Linked DNA regions of Homo sapiens: region 2 is linked to region 1. The links are chromatin contacts, found by Hi-C in ENCODE. All regions are on one chromosome and are shown on one strand. The core of a region is the stretch at or near the end of the contact, and the rest is flanking DNA. Distances in the headings are between cores, read along the strand shown. Region 1 holds the start of ST8SIA2 (ST8 alpha-N-acetyl-neuraminide alpha-2,8-sialyltransferase 2). Region 2 has its middle 25 kb from the start of LINC00930.

Region 1 (7,072 bases), core at 693-3,192:
GGGCCTTCCCTCTCACATGGGCAAAGGTCAGCAAGTGATCTGAGCCGGGCAGTGCCCACATCCGGAATCAGAAGCCGGAGAGCCTAGAGGAAGGCCCTCCTCACCGCATCTTCCATTACCCCAAGACGTGACTTGCCCGATTTCCTTTCCAATCCACGTTTCTGAGGCGAGCAGCTATGAAAAGTAGCATGTTTATCTCTGCGTGGGAATTGGTGGCACGTTGTGTATTAACTGCGCAGCATTTGTGAAAGTTTTCAGAGCTCTTGGGGAAACCGAGAATGAGAGGAGAAAGAGGCAGGGAGAGGGGTTCTGGAAGCCCAGCGGAGTTCACAGAAGGAATTCCAGGGAGATGGGCAGGGGCAGGGAGAAAATGAGAGCAGGAAGCGGCACTTGTCACAAGTTTTTGTCCTTGGGGCCTCGGCATCCCGCCTGGGCCCAGGACTGGCATCTCCCATTTGAGGGACTGACAGTGTGGCGGACCCTCAACTAGCACAGATAACAAATGAAGTAACAAATGGGACAAAGGAGGGGCGCACGCGGCGCGGGACTCGAGAAGAGCGCCTGGCAGAGCACAAATCCCACAGAAGAAGAGACCTTCTGCCCTCTTTGAGACCTCACCTTCCCCTTGCCCAGGGCCAGGAAGCTCTCCTCGGGCCTCCTCAGAACCCCGGCTGCCTCCCCACCTGTCGTCTACCGCCCTTTGGAGGTTCCGGAGAGGGGCCCGGCCCGGCGAGCCGAAGGCTGCGGGGCGGGGCGCGAGTCTCAGCCCCTGGGACACACAGCCGGTGCGTCCCGCGCCTCAAGTGCGCACTCCAGGAAGTCCGGAGCCGGGAGGATCCGGGCTCGCGGTCCCACCCTACCTCTGGCGAGGTCGGGAGAAAAAAAGCGCCAGATCGCCCGCCTGAGGGCCCAGAAGCCCACCGGGCGGCGGTACAGACTTTCCCGAAATGTCTCCGTCTCCGCGCTGCGAGCGCACAGGAACCCAGGGTCGCCGGGGTTGCCGTGGCTTGGCTGAACGTCCAAAGCCAGGCGAGGGCGGGGGGTCTCAGTCCAGCTATGCGAGCCCTTCTCTAGTGGTGCCAGCTCCTACGCCGGGCTCCCGGGCCGGCGGGAGGCGCGTGTGCCTGTCTGTGTGTGCAGGGGACATTCCGCTTCCCAGTAGCCCATGCAGAACCCCGCCCTCCGCTCCGGCCCCAGGAACCCCTCCCCCAGCTCAGAGATCCCTGCGCGCCCCCTGCCCACTTTGCCAAGGCGAGAAAGCGGCCGTGCTGGAGACAAAGAAACTCCTGCCTCCCTCCACTCTCGGCCCCTCCGCCCGCCCGAGACACTCCCCGGCGCCCTCCCTCGACCCCGGCGACACTGCGCTTGGACACGCCAGGCAGGGGGGCAGGGTGGGCGAGTCCGCTTCCCGACGCGGGCCAGCTGGGGGCTTCCCGTGAACCCCGCCCGGGGACACCCCACAGCAGCCGCGCCCCCACCCTCCTCTCCCCAAACCGTCCCGGGCCCCTGTCGCCGCCACCTTCTGCCAAACCGTCCCCATCTCTCCAGCGGAGCTACAGCGGGGCGCGGCGCACACAAAGGGGGTCGGAGGGTGGAGAGTACAGAAGGAGGGAGAGATCCCGCCAGGGCTCGTGGCACGGGCCTGGGAGCAGCTATTTACCCGATTTCTTCTTCGATCTCTGAGATGTCTGCGAAGATGAGGAAGACCACGAGCAGCGTGAGCGCGGCCAGCATCCAGCTCCGGAACTGCAGCTGCATGGTGGGTTCGCGCCCGCCGGGACCCACGCGGGCCGGCGCGAGGAGCAGGGGCCGGAGGGCGCAGCGGCGGACGCCGGAGCCTCCGCGCGCCGCGCGCAGCTGGGCAGACACCCTGCGCTCCGGACGAGTCCGGGCCGGCGGCGGCAGCGGCAGCGGCAGCGGCAGCGACAGGCAGGGGTTGCTCAGGCGCGGCGAGCCCGCTCGCTCCCTCCCGGCTCCCGCCTGCCCCTCCCTCCCTCCTCTCCCTTCCCCCGCCCCGCGCCCGGCTCCGCGCGCAGTTTGACAGCTTTGCTCCGCGCCTCTGCTCGCCTCCTCCCACCAACTCCAGCGTCCAGGCGCTAGCCTTTGCTTCTCCCGCCTGGCTTTATTCAGCTCCCGAGGGCGCGGGGATGCAGCCGGACGCCACTCCTGGCCTAGAGAGACTGGGCTCTGGCCACCGCGAGCGACCGGGTACGGAGCTGAGCCCAGGGAAGTGCGCGCACCGCCCGGCGCACCCCTCAGGCTGGCAAACGCCCTCCCTCGCCCGCTCTTTGTCCAGCTCCCTCGCCTCCTCGCAAAGTTTTCTCGACACAAAGACCAACACCTGGGGACAGCCCCCAGCGCGCGGCGAGAAGGCGGTTTCAGCCAGGCAGATGTTTCAGCAGTTGATGAATTAGGAGGGGAGGTGGGGGAAGGGGAGGAGAGAAGAAATATCCAAGACAGGCCAACTTCAGTGAAGATGCTGACTACAGTTTGTGGGCGAGGCTCTCAGCCCTCGAGAAACCACTCCCTCCAGGTGCTGATCTTTATCTCCATTTATAGACCCGATACTGGGTCGGGAGAGCTCTCCGAGCTGCCCCCAGATCACGCAGTCCTGGCTGGAACCCTCGGCTAGAACCCCAATGGGAGACTCAGCGCCCGCCTTCCCTCCGCCCTCGCGGTGCTGACGCCGGGTGGCCTTCATCTCCCCAGTTCTTGGACTCTCAATGACCCTAAGATCAATAACCGCGGGAGGCCTGTCTTGATCAAAATGCCTTCTAGAAAAATATGGCTCCCACAAGGGGTAATGCCCCCCACCCTTCCGAATATTGTACACTTTCACAGCCTTAGACAGTTTAAGTCAAATTACATTTCACACCAACCATTGGCCAGGGGTGGGAAGGGCCCCATTAAGTTTTACTGGAATTAGATAATTACCTTTTATTTTCTTTGCACGAATTGGAACAATTCCTGAAATTAAGAAATGTAACTTTCCAGAAATGATCATCTGGTTTATGAAAGGGTCCTTTGGGTTTGAGTGTGGGGAGGAGGAGTCCTGTTGGAGAAGCTACATGGAATGTCCTAAGTGCTGGAAACCACACCCCAGTGAATGGGAGGGGCGTGTCGGCCTTATCCCCTGGACCACTCAGAGGAGTTTGGCGAGGGGCTGGCAGCAGCCAAGTCCCTTCATGGCGCCCCCGGGGATGTAAGAGGGCCTTCTGATTTTCTACCAAAGTACTGCTTGTGCCCAGAGCCCTTCTGCCCCTTCGTGTGTAAGGAGGGGCAGGAGGGAGGCTTCCAAGCCGGGGGCTGCTGCCCTTGTTGACCCTGGGAGCCAGGGCAGGCTCTCCCCTGCAGGAAGAGGTCCCATCACCCAGCCTGGAGAATGGATTAGGGAAGCAGCACAGCGTCAAGGGAGAGCTCTGCCTCACCTCCTTTGAGGAGTGCCAGGAGCAGATGTCTTTTCCCCAGAGGAAGCGTGTACTAATTCCCACCTCAGCGCTTCATTTCCTTCCCATTCCTTGGCGAAGTCAGCGCACCCTGCTCCTTTTACAGTAAGCACTTCGAAAATACCATGTATTTTTCTTGGGGTGAGGTTTTTCTGATGTGGAGAACAATGTTGGACGTCACTCTCCCTGTCTGTTAGAGGCAGGGATGAGACGTCAAAGGAGAGTTTCCCATCAGTGTGGCTGGCACGGGGTCTAACCATCCTTATTTCAAGTTTTCAAAATGCCAAAATCTTTCCCTTTGTCTTGCTTGAAGGGTGGTTTAGGAGGTGTGGAGTGGTTTTTGTCATCATTTTGCCTTGTTTTTCTGAAGGGAATGGTTGGGATACCTGAATAGGGAGAGGAAAGTACAGGATGCGCCTGGTATGCTGCTCTGTATTTGAATCGCTCCTCCACTCACTCCAACGTGCAGCAATATTTAACCTACCTTGTACCAGGCTCTGTGCTAGGAGCTAGAGACACCAAGTGGAGAGAGACACCTCGGGTTTCCTGCCCTCTAGTGGCTCACTGTTCACAAGGGAGACAGACATTCAGGTGTCTAATTATGATAGGGGATTTGAGCTGCAGTAGACCTAAGGTCTCCTGGCTCACTTATAATTGATTAATAAGATCCCCCAAAAGAGCAAGAAGAAACTGACCTTTCTCTCCTCTGTTCTCTGCTTCTCTGCTTCTCTACCTACTGCACTCTTACCATGCAGAACATCATGGAAGTGTTGCCGTGGTACTAAATTCACCAGGTCGGGTCAACCTCATTGCTGCAAGCACAATTACAACAGAGTCTATTTCCATTTCCTGTTAGGTGACCCACGATTACAGCAGAATCTATTTCCGTTTCCTGTTAGGTGGCCCATGTTCTCATCCCAGGCTCAGTCTTCCTTCTTTGCACCCACCAGACCAGAGTCATATGAGTGGACAGGAAACAGTGGAAGCTTTTGTTGAATGGTTCGATTCCATATAGAGAGATCCCTGTAATCAGACCCACAGAGCAATATCTCTCAAGTATACCTGCTCGGAAGTAGAGCTAGCTTCCTCACATAGACGCTGTCCTTGCGATGAGAGTCACTGAAGTGGGATTTTTCTTGGAGGGTGATGGGGGACCCTTGTGATCGTTGACTATAGAATACCTGCTATCTGTGATCACTTAGGTTTGGGTCTCGTTGGGCCAGCTCCTTTAACAAGTGATTGTGTACATACACCACCCGTTGCTGCCTCTGCAAAAATGAGTTTGTTCCTGGAATCTGGAAAGAGGAAGACTGATGAGATTGGTGGAGAATGTCAGACTGGTGATGTGAACTGCCACATGGGCATGTGCTTGGCTTGGCCACCCTGACCCCTCCCCTCCTGCTTACCCCTCTGTTTAAGCAAGTCTCTTTTCCTGCCTTGGATTTTCCAAGAAGCCCGAAGGTCCTACAGCCATCACTTCTGTAGACTAAGTCATTGAATGTTTGGGTTAAAATGAGGAAGTGGTGGCAAATTAAAGGCCATTACCACCCATTAACATTTTAACTCAAATTAATTGAGTATATAAGCTATTCAGGCAACTGGTAAGGCCCTGGGCAGTTTGTAGTAATGAGGGACAGAGGGCCAAGAGGCTTTTCAGAAGCTCAAAGGAGCCCAACAGGGTCACACATGGACACCCCTTCCTTGTGTCTGACACTGGCTGAGGGCATGTTTGTCCTTCTAGCTGCAACCTGGAGAATGGGGAACCACCCAAAGCCTGAATTCGTGGAAACTCTAAAACTGTATCTACCATTTACACATAGGGCTAAACTCCCCCTCTCCACCCCAGCTATGCAGAATCTTCACCTGAGCGACTTCTTGGGAGTAGTAAGGTCTGTATTGATAATAACTTGTCCAAGTGACTGGCTGGAAATGGGGGCAAGTCGGACGGGGGAGGGAGCAAGGGGGAATGGAGCTAACATTTGGGAGTGCACACAAGTTCAAGGCGCTGGCCTGGGCTATTTCTCTGATTTAATCCTGGCAATCCTTTCATATAGATATCATTATCTCCCTTTTACATTTGAGGAAACTGAGGCTCAAAGAAGCTGATTTCCTACCCTGACCCAGCAACATGTGGGACTGTGGGATGGCCAATATCCTCTTCCGCACGTGGGGCAATTCTAAATAGATTTGTAAACAGGCATCTTCTTTAATTCTGACTATGTGCCCTTAGTTCTGGCATGTGAGGATTCTGGGAACAAATCTATCTTCACTCACTGCACACCCTTCATCATTTGTGAGACTATAGTAATAAATCTCTGTTTTCATCTTTCCACATGGAAAAAACGAGTTATTTCAATCAATTCAGACTTAAAAAAACCTTAAGAATAAATAATAACAATCGCATTCAAAATTCTGACCTAACACCTTTGAACTCGCTCCAAGAGCAATTTAGAATGTGAAATAACTACAAAGTGGTAATGGTCTTGCTTTTTCATCATCTCTGAAGGGGGAACTGTATGTGTGTTGGGACTGGGTAGGATGGGAGGGTGATGTCAACAGGTAGAGTATCATAGTCGGGATACATTCATTGGCTATTGTGTTTCTGCACTGCTAATAAATGAGAGAATTTGCCTTATCTTGAGAAATTTACATTAAATTTGAGTATTCTCACAAATGCAACGTTTTCCGCTTTAAAATCAGACTCAGAGTGGTAAGAATATGGAAAAGTTAACGGGCACATTTGCATTCCTTTTGTAACTTTTTTTAAATAGCAAAATTATAGTTTAGCCAAGGAAAGAAAAGAAATGTACTCAGGCGATTGCTGTAAATATTTCCGAGACTATCAGCAAGAGATCTTGGGAGGGGTGTGAGAATGAGCTCCACAGCGAGCTGGAAGTGGTAGTGGGCAGGGGGATGGTTCAATGTTTTTTTGTTTGTTTGTTTGTTTGTTTTGCTGGGAGTTTAACAAACTCTTCAGCTGGCATTCAAGGCAGTATTGAACCAAAGCATGAAGTCAGGTACCAGACAACAGAGAAGAACTAAAAGGAATGTCCGCTCACGATTCTCACCAGGGCTTCGAGGAATGATCACTGTGATCTCAGTCAGACTTCCTGGCTTGCCCAACTTCTTGGCTTGCCCACCTTTGCCCAGAGTCCAGCATGGCCCCTTCCTTGTAGGCATCTGAGGAAACTGGCCCGTGTTGACCATCCCTGGCTCTCAGTCTTGTGCCACTTCTCTTAACCTTAGTTTGGATCATGGACCTCCACATTCTCAGAGCTGGAAGGGTTGGTGGAGATGGTGCTTTCCCACTCATTCATTTACTTGACAAGCATTGCTTCATTGCCTCTTACATGTCTGGAATTATGCTGGAGGGCTGGGATGTAGCAGCAAATGGGGTAAACGCAGCTGCTCCCCTGGTGGAGCTTGGAGTCCAATGGGATTTTCTAGATGAAAAACGCTGTGATGAGAGACCAAGAGACTTGCCCACAGTCCCACCACTTGTTTCAGAGCTGAGAACAGATTCTAGCTCTCCTGCCTCCTAGCTGAGTTCAGTTCTAGTTCTCCTTCATACATAATATTTTATTTCATGTTTGTGATACTTCAGTGAGATTGGAAACTCCGAAGGG
Region 2 (7,141 bases), core at 2,938-5,437, 200 kb before region 1:
GAGTAGGCGCAGGGAGAAAGTTCGGCTCTATGCGTTCCCTCAGGAAACAGGCTGATAGTGGCTTTGCCATATTCCAATATTAACTGGCTTCCAAAGTTGCTATCACCATTGTCATTATCAGTATAGCTCATGGGACCTGGGGAAGAACACAGAGGAGAACATCTGGGAGGTCTTATGGCCACTTGGAAGTGGCGTGCACCTCTTCTGCTCACATGGGAAAGAACATAGTCAGACACACTCAAACATCCTGACTGGGAAGTGGGGGAGTGTACCTAGCCACCTTGGAAATGGAGGAAAATTTGGGTGGAAGTAGAGAGACTCAGGTTCTTGGATTTGGAAGAGACCTTAATTGTGAACGCATCCAGTGGCCAACCCAGGATAAGCCCTGGCCTTCCTGCTGGATTGCTCCCTGCCCCCATCATGTATCTCGGCTGACTTTCTGATCTAGGAATACTAAGCATCAATCAGTGGAAGGAAAGCAGGAAGGGTCTCTTCTTTCAAATACATTCTTTGCCACTTGATAAAAAATGATGATACAGAAGAAGGAGAAAATAAATCCAGAGAAGCTGCCTGCATGGGGAAACTTGTTCTTTGTGGCCCTGTGAGGCTGAGATTGTGCCTCACAGAAGGGGCTACGTCACTGATGATGTTACAGGATCTCTAAAAACCACAGTTACTGCTTGAATCATAACTGCTGCTTCCAGTTGGCTGTGGTTGCATTTCTAGAAGGATAACTACTTTTTGTCATTCTGGAGACAAGCCAACATCAACCCACACGTGACTTTAGAAGGCTTTTCCACGTCCTAATTGCCTACCTCCTGAATAGGCTTTCTTTTAAGCTTGGTTGGCTTAACTTCTCCCATCCATCCCATTTCTACACACCCTCTCCATACCCCCACTATAACTTTCTCAGGCAAACCCTGCAGTCCTGACTCGCTGGTATCTGTTGATTGTGTTTGGACTCTCATGTCCTGCCACTGCCCTTGAGCTCTTATTTCACCTTGTGCAGACCACCCCAGTCATCTCACCCTCTCTCTAGGTCACTTGTGGGCACTTATCCATTGCCTGGATTATTGCATATGTTTGTTCAATATTAATCATGTCTTCTCTGTGATGTTGTATACTCCTTGAGCATTTGGGACTTTCTCAGGCTTGAACGTGGTGCAGTGAGCATTCTGTACACATTTCTGGACAATGGCAGTCTTGTGAGAATCTGGGAGACTCTGCAGTGACTTGAGCCGGAGATGCAGATGAATGTAATTGTTGGACGGTGGGGATTGATAAAACCTCTCTTACTGGTGGCTAGGAGCAGAAGAGGAGACTCAGCAGCAGGAGAGAACAACAAGAGGAAGGGCTCCCAACTACACTCAGCATCAGTGAACCCCACCGTAGCTGGATCATATCTGAATTGGCCACACCCTGGGGCCTTAGACTGTCTGGGCAATGGCAGGGTGCTGGCAGTTGGAGGGATGCTGCTAGAGGCTGACAGTGTTCTTACTGGAAACACTCAGCTCAATGGATAGGACAACAGCTTCCCAAGGAGATGGGGGAGCAAGGCCAAGCGAGGAAAGCAGGACTTGTGGAGGGCTTTGGGCCACCTCACCTACTTTCCCTGCTTCTTCCCCCCAGGGGCCTTGCAGACAGTGCTTCTTGCCCAGAGAGAGTAAAGGGTGGGATGGGGAGAGGGCATCATTCATTTCTTGTGTCTGAGGTGAACGAGTGTGAGATGAGCTCCGGCTCACTCTCTTCAAGCTGGAACTTAAAGGACTCCCAGCTGCCCCTACACTCCAGTCATTCATGGAGTGAGTGCCAAGCTCATCTCTATTTGAAACTCAGGGTCTCTCTGGGAGCCCAGAATTCCTGAGCAATTGTTTTATGAGGTGTAAAGTGTTTCTTCAGCAGGGAGGATGATGCGGGGCAAGGCGAAGGCTTAGAAAAGACAGTTCTACTGTGCAAATTGACTACAGACCTGGATAGGAAATAGGGAAACAAGCCGCATGCCTCATAGCAGGTTCCCTGGGAAATTCCCTCCTCTCCTAATGTCTTTCCTACAGGCACCCCCCATCCCGGTGGGCTATGAGATTTTGCCCCCTCAACCTGAGAACTGACAGGGGGTAATCAGGGTGAGCGCTGGAGAAGCACAAGTGAGATTCTGAAGAAGCGCAAGTGAGACTCTGGAGACCTCTGTAGCGTGAACTCTCTGCTGAGACCGTTCAACTTGTGCCTTTCTTACGGCCCAAGTTCCAGCAGCACATTTTCCAGTGTGGGATCCCTCTTCCCTGGCAGCAGCTCTGCCAGAGCCCTGGGTGTTTACTGTGACACACCATAGAGAAACGGGGAAGGAAGTCAAGTCCATCATGACATGTCTTAGTTCTGGCCATTTCTAACACCTAAGAAGAGGCTGACAGAGTGCCCGAGGGCCCCAGGGACACCACCCATCTCCCAAGGGGGTGCTTTTTAGATTTCTCCTTGCCACCCAGCTGTGAGGTATGAAATAATTTAGTAGGCCTTGCACCATTGAGAATAAAAGGAGAACAGACAATTTCAGCACGCCTGGCACATAGCAGGGTAAGTATTGTTTGGTGAAACTTACATTTCCTCTCTAGGTACACCAATAGGTGCAACGCGTACCCACATAAGATGTATTTCTTATTGTGGTCCTGGTTAAAAAAAGCGTCTAAGTGGTTCTATTACAGCATCTCAGCTGATTCCAAGTATTCAGGGAATGAGGGTGGAGCACAGAATGGGAGTGGGGAGGAAGGTCCCAAAGAACGGGTTGAACTTTTCTGCCTCCTGAGCTAAACGTAGTCTCCCCACCTCCCTGAGGATTTAAGGGCCTTTGACTCAGCCTTTTGGGACCTGAGAGACCACCATAAGCCTTGTGCTTTGAATACTTCTTGCAGCAGGCCCTGCCAAAAGTACCTGGATGGGAAGGGCTGCCCTTTAAGAACTTGAATTTAAAGGACTTCAGTGGTTAGTTGTAAAAGTGAATGACGTACCAAGGGCTTTTATTTATCCCTAGAACTCCTGTAATTTCCAAGATGCATAGACTGGAAGAAGATAGCCCTGCTACTCATACTTGAAAGAAAGGAGGAGAGGAGAGGTTGGCCCACCTCCCTCCTGCTCTCCCTCCCTTTCCCAGGCCTCCTTCTCTCTCTTTGCCTTGTCCCTAGCAGGGAAGGAGATTGGAACAGGCAGCCTTTGGGGACTGTGGGACCCTCTTCCTGATAGGTCAGATCCACAGTGGCCCAGGAAGGCCCTACCTGGACAGCGAATAGTGTCTCTAGGGGGAGGGAAGTTTCCTCCAGGTGGGACCTTTGGTCACATGGCCTCACATGGTTTATGTCTCAGAGTGACAGGTGTCGCTTGTTATAAGACACAAGAGTAAAAAGCAAAGAGGAGCAGACAAAGGCAGGTCCTCAAGGGAGGTGGGCTCTGCAGGATTCCCTAAGAGCCAAAAAGGCACAACAAGGGAGCCCAGTGGCACTGGTAGGCTTCTGAGCATAGGCATTCCAGGGCTTTGTTATTATTTTTTCCAAATGGAAACCTCTTTAGAAGATCAACTGTCATAATTTGCCCAAGCTACAAGCTCAAACATGGCTAAGAAACATTGCTCAAGGTCATTTCCAAAAGCACGTTCTTCCAGCTTTTCGAGGTCGGGGCGGGGATTTGTGTTCTGTTCTCATTTTTGCTTGTGTCTTTGCCCATGGTTGAACTGAAGAGGTCTCTCCAGGCCCAGTGTTCACCGGAAGAAGGGGAGATGGGAACTATTCCCAGCCACTCTTCTCTCAAGAACTGATGGGGAGTCATGGGTCCCTGCCCCACTTGTCCATGTGAGAGGGAAGCAGGTGTGCTTTTACCAGAAAGAGTTCTCGAGGGGTTAGCACCCCAGGAATGCATCTATGCTGACTCTGCTTATCATGACTCCCCACCTTCAAAATACATCTTAGGGTCACCGCACATCCCAGAAAGTGGCAACACAGGGGCACCCCTCGATGTGCCGAGTATCCAGAGTCACGTTCTTGGAAGGCGTGACCAGCGTGTAATTTAAGCAAATGGAATCTTTCCCAAATGTCTTCTTTTACAACTGAAAAAACAAATTAAGCAACAGAGGAAAAACAAATCCAGAGAAATAGCCTCTTCCGGGGAAGTCTGACCTCCCTGTCTAGAAGGTGAGGACAGTGCTGCGGCCGTGTTTCTGCTGGCTCCGGCCCGAGGCTGTCTCCCAGACAGCTGCTGTCCCACTGAATTAGGTTCAAGCGAACACGGCCATTGAGATCCAAAGTATTTCTGGCTGGTTTGGGCGTGGGTCCTTTCTCTAGATGAATATTTTAATGTGGGAATTCAGAGGAAAGCTATGGGGAAAGCAGTGTTGGTCAACTGACGACGCTAAAGAACCACCTTCGGTGGTTGTCACGGTGAGTTTGGCACTGAAGGCTCTTTGCTGTTCTGACCTGAAGCTCTCTGTTAGGACTTCCTGCTATTTTTCTCACAAGCCCTCATTTTCGCTGACAGTTCAGATCATGCCCTGTGCATATCCAGTTCCCCCGGTAGGCACGGCTCCTCCTTTCACCTCAATGCCCCGCTTTCCGCTCGGCCCACACTGGACTCTTGCTACCTCTTGTTTTGGCTTATGTTTAATCTTACTTTTTTAAAGCAACATCTTCTGATTATGAAATAATTTATACTTTTTTTTTGCAGAGAATGTGGAAAATACAGAAAAGTATAAGCAGAAGCATAAAAATTATTCACAGTTGCACCCTTGGAGGGAGCTGTCCTATAAATCTTGGTGAATTTGCTGCCCTTCTTTTTTCTGTGGATCTGTCTATTACATGTGATAGTTTTTAAAGCTGATGTCATGTTATTGATGTAGTTTTGCTTCTTGCTTTATCCATTGAAGACTATAATGTGAGAAATTTCCTCGCTGGGGCTCTTCCCAAACCTGATATTTACTGACCACACCAATATTCAATTGAATGAGGGAGTGTCATAATTCAATCACTTATAGTTTCCAGAAACGTTGTGCTCATTTACATTTTCCTTAGCAGCATATGAGGGTGCATGAATCCCATCATCACAACGCAATGGAATTAGGGAGAAATGCCAGTGAAAGATGAAGAGAGATGAGGCAGGACTAGCAGGAGCGCCTCAGACCCTCATTTCTGCAGGCAAGAAAGGAAAGGATCCTGTGGAAGGGTCTCCCACTGCTGTGTGATTCTAAAAGCTTTGGGCAGGGGATAGGGAGTCTCCAAACCAAAGCCTGGTGGCCATTCTGTGACAGGCAGGAGTGGGCTGCTATGAGGACCCTGGTCATGTTGAAGCTTTGGCGGGGGGTCACCAAGAGGTGGATAGCTGGAGCTGTCAGTCAACTCTGCTTCCCAGGGGCAGATTCTCTCAAAACAGACCAGAACTATAGCCCTTGCTCTCCCATGCCCACCCCACTTCACCTGATAAACAGGAAATATAATTAAAACATATAATTATGAACTGTGAAAATGGTCTAATTTTGCTGGTTTTCATTCTTCTGATTAACCTTGATGTCAAACATTTCTCATGAATTTTGTTACATACTTGTACTTCTAAGAATTGTGTGCCTGGGTTCTCTGTTTGCCCGTGATTGTTTTCTTTATTGATGTTTTAAGAGGATTTGCGGCATTAAGCCTGTTAACTCTTTCTCCATTCTCTTTCATATTTTAACCAATTTATCACTTCTCTTTATATTTTATGTAGGATGTTTGGATGTTTTAGAATAACTCACTCTTCTGTTAAGATCACTTTTATTTACTTCATGTTCAGAAAATTCTTGCTCATCCAGGCTCTAGTTAAATATATGCCAGTATTTTATTCTAGATACTTTTGGATTCTTTTTTTTACATTTAATACACTGGGGTTTTATTTCAGTGTATGAGGGAGGGATCAAACTTGATTATTTTCCCCCCTTTTAGCCACATTTTCCAATTTTACTTTCAGATAATTTAACCATTAACCATTTCTTCCTGGTGATTCCTTTCTGAGATTTAAATTTTTAAAATATGTATGATAGATCTCAGGACTATCTGTTTCTACTTCATTGGATGATCTACAGAATCTTGTACCACCAGCACCACACTGTTTTAATTATTGTATCAAGAATAATACAGTTAGATATCTCTTAGGGACAGTATCTCCTTGATATTCTTTAAGCAGTTCTTAACTCTTCTCATCCTTTTTTTCCCTTCCAGATGGACTTTCATCAAATTCAAAGAAAAAAAAAAGATTCCACTGGGATTTAATTCAGATTGCATTTCACCGAAAAATTACAAGGATTAACAACAAGGATTAATAGCATTGCTGCATTCATTATGGCAACCCAAGGTTATGTCTCTCTATTGACTATTCTCTTTAATTAATCTGTGTAAAAAGTTTGCATTTTTAATATAGGTCTTGGATATTTCTTATTAGTGTTCTTTATATTTTTTTCCAATACTCTTAAGAATGCATTTTTCTCCCTATATTTTCTGCTTGTTGTTAGAATAGAAACAGTATTTATTTTGGAGATTTTTGTATTTTTATCTTGTATCTGACCCCTTCCCTAATTTTTATGAATACTAAGAATTTTACAGTCAGTACTTTTATATTATCTTGGTGCATAATCATAATGTAGTCTGTAAGTAACAAACATTTTGTTTCCTTCTTTCTATTGTAGAGTTTGAGAAGTCGTCAGTGTGTAGTCCTGTTACCTTAATTGTTTCTGAGTTATGGGTTGAATTTATTTTGAAATTTCAAAAAACTTCAAAGGGTAGTATGTTATTTTTGTGTTAATCAAAATGAACAATGGGTTTCAAAAGCTTGAACAACGTCATCTTGGGAGTGCCAAATGAATAGGATGTCCTGTATGTCAGGAGCATGCCCACACTTTTCTTGCTAGGGTGAGTTTATTGTCCCTGATGAATCCCAGGAGTACTAGTCCATGATGCTCTTATTCCCTGGTGCTTTAACATGCAGTGCAGCCGGAGTTGGCCTGAACTTTAGGAAATGAGGTCGTAAGTCGAAAGAACAGGGAATTGAGAAAGCACACAGAAGCAGCCAGGGCCAACATTTTCCCCTAAACAAGCCAATCAACAAAAAGCAATGCCAAACAAGCCCCTTTGAAACTTTCAAA

The links. A loop is a pair of places that touch in the nucleus more often than their neighbours do. Pooled maps may share reads with other maps.
Region 2: a pooled map of heart right ventricle shows a loop between it and region 1 (1.9-fold over the local background). The contact joins the enhancer-like site here to the promoter of ST8SIA2 in region 1. A Hi-C loop is called at or near these places in 1 of 37 single-sample maps with no recorded cell type and 1 of 50 pooled maps.

The regions. Positions count from the first base shown.
Region 1 is chr15:92,388,751-92,395,822 of GRCh38, reverse strand. It overlaps ST8SIA2 (ST8 alpha-N-acetyl-neuraminide alpha-2,8-sialyltransferase 2), which reads right to left and starts at 1,942. Exons shown (of 6, transcript NM_006011.4): 1 at 1,661-1,942. The coding sequence starts at 1,758.
Region 2 is chr15:92,593,333-92,600,473 of GRCh38, reverse strand. No RefSeq gene overlaps it. Among named protein-coding and RNA genes, the nearest start is that of LINC00930, 25 kb to the right of the region's middle. Within about 2 kb of position 4,187, at least 2 of the 41 ENCODE cell types and tissues checked have a DNase peak (open chromatin) inside an H3K27ac peak, as active enhancers do.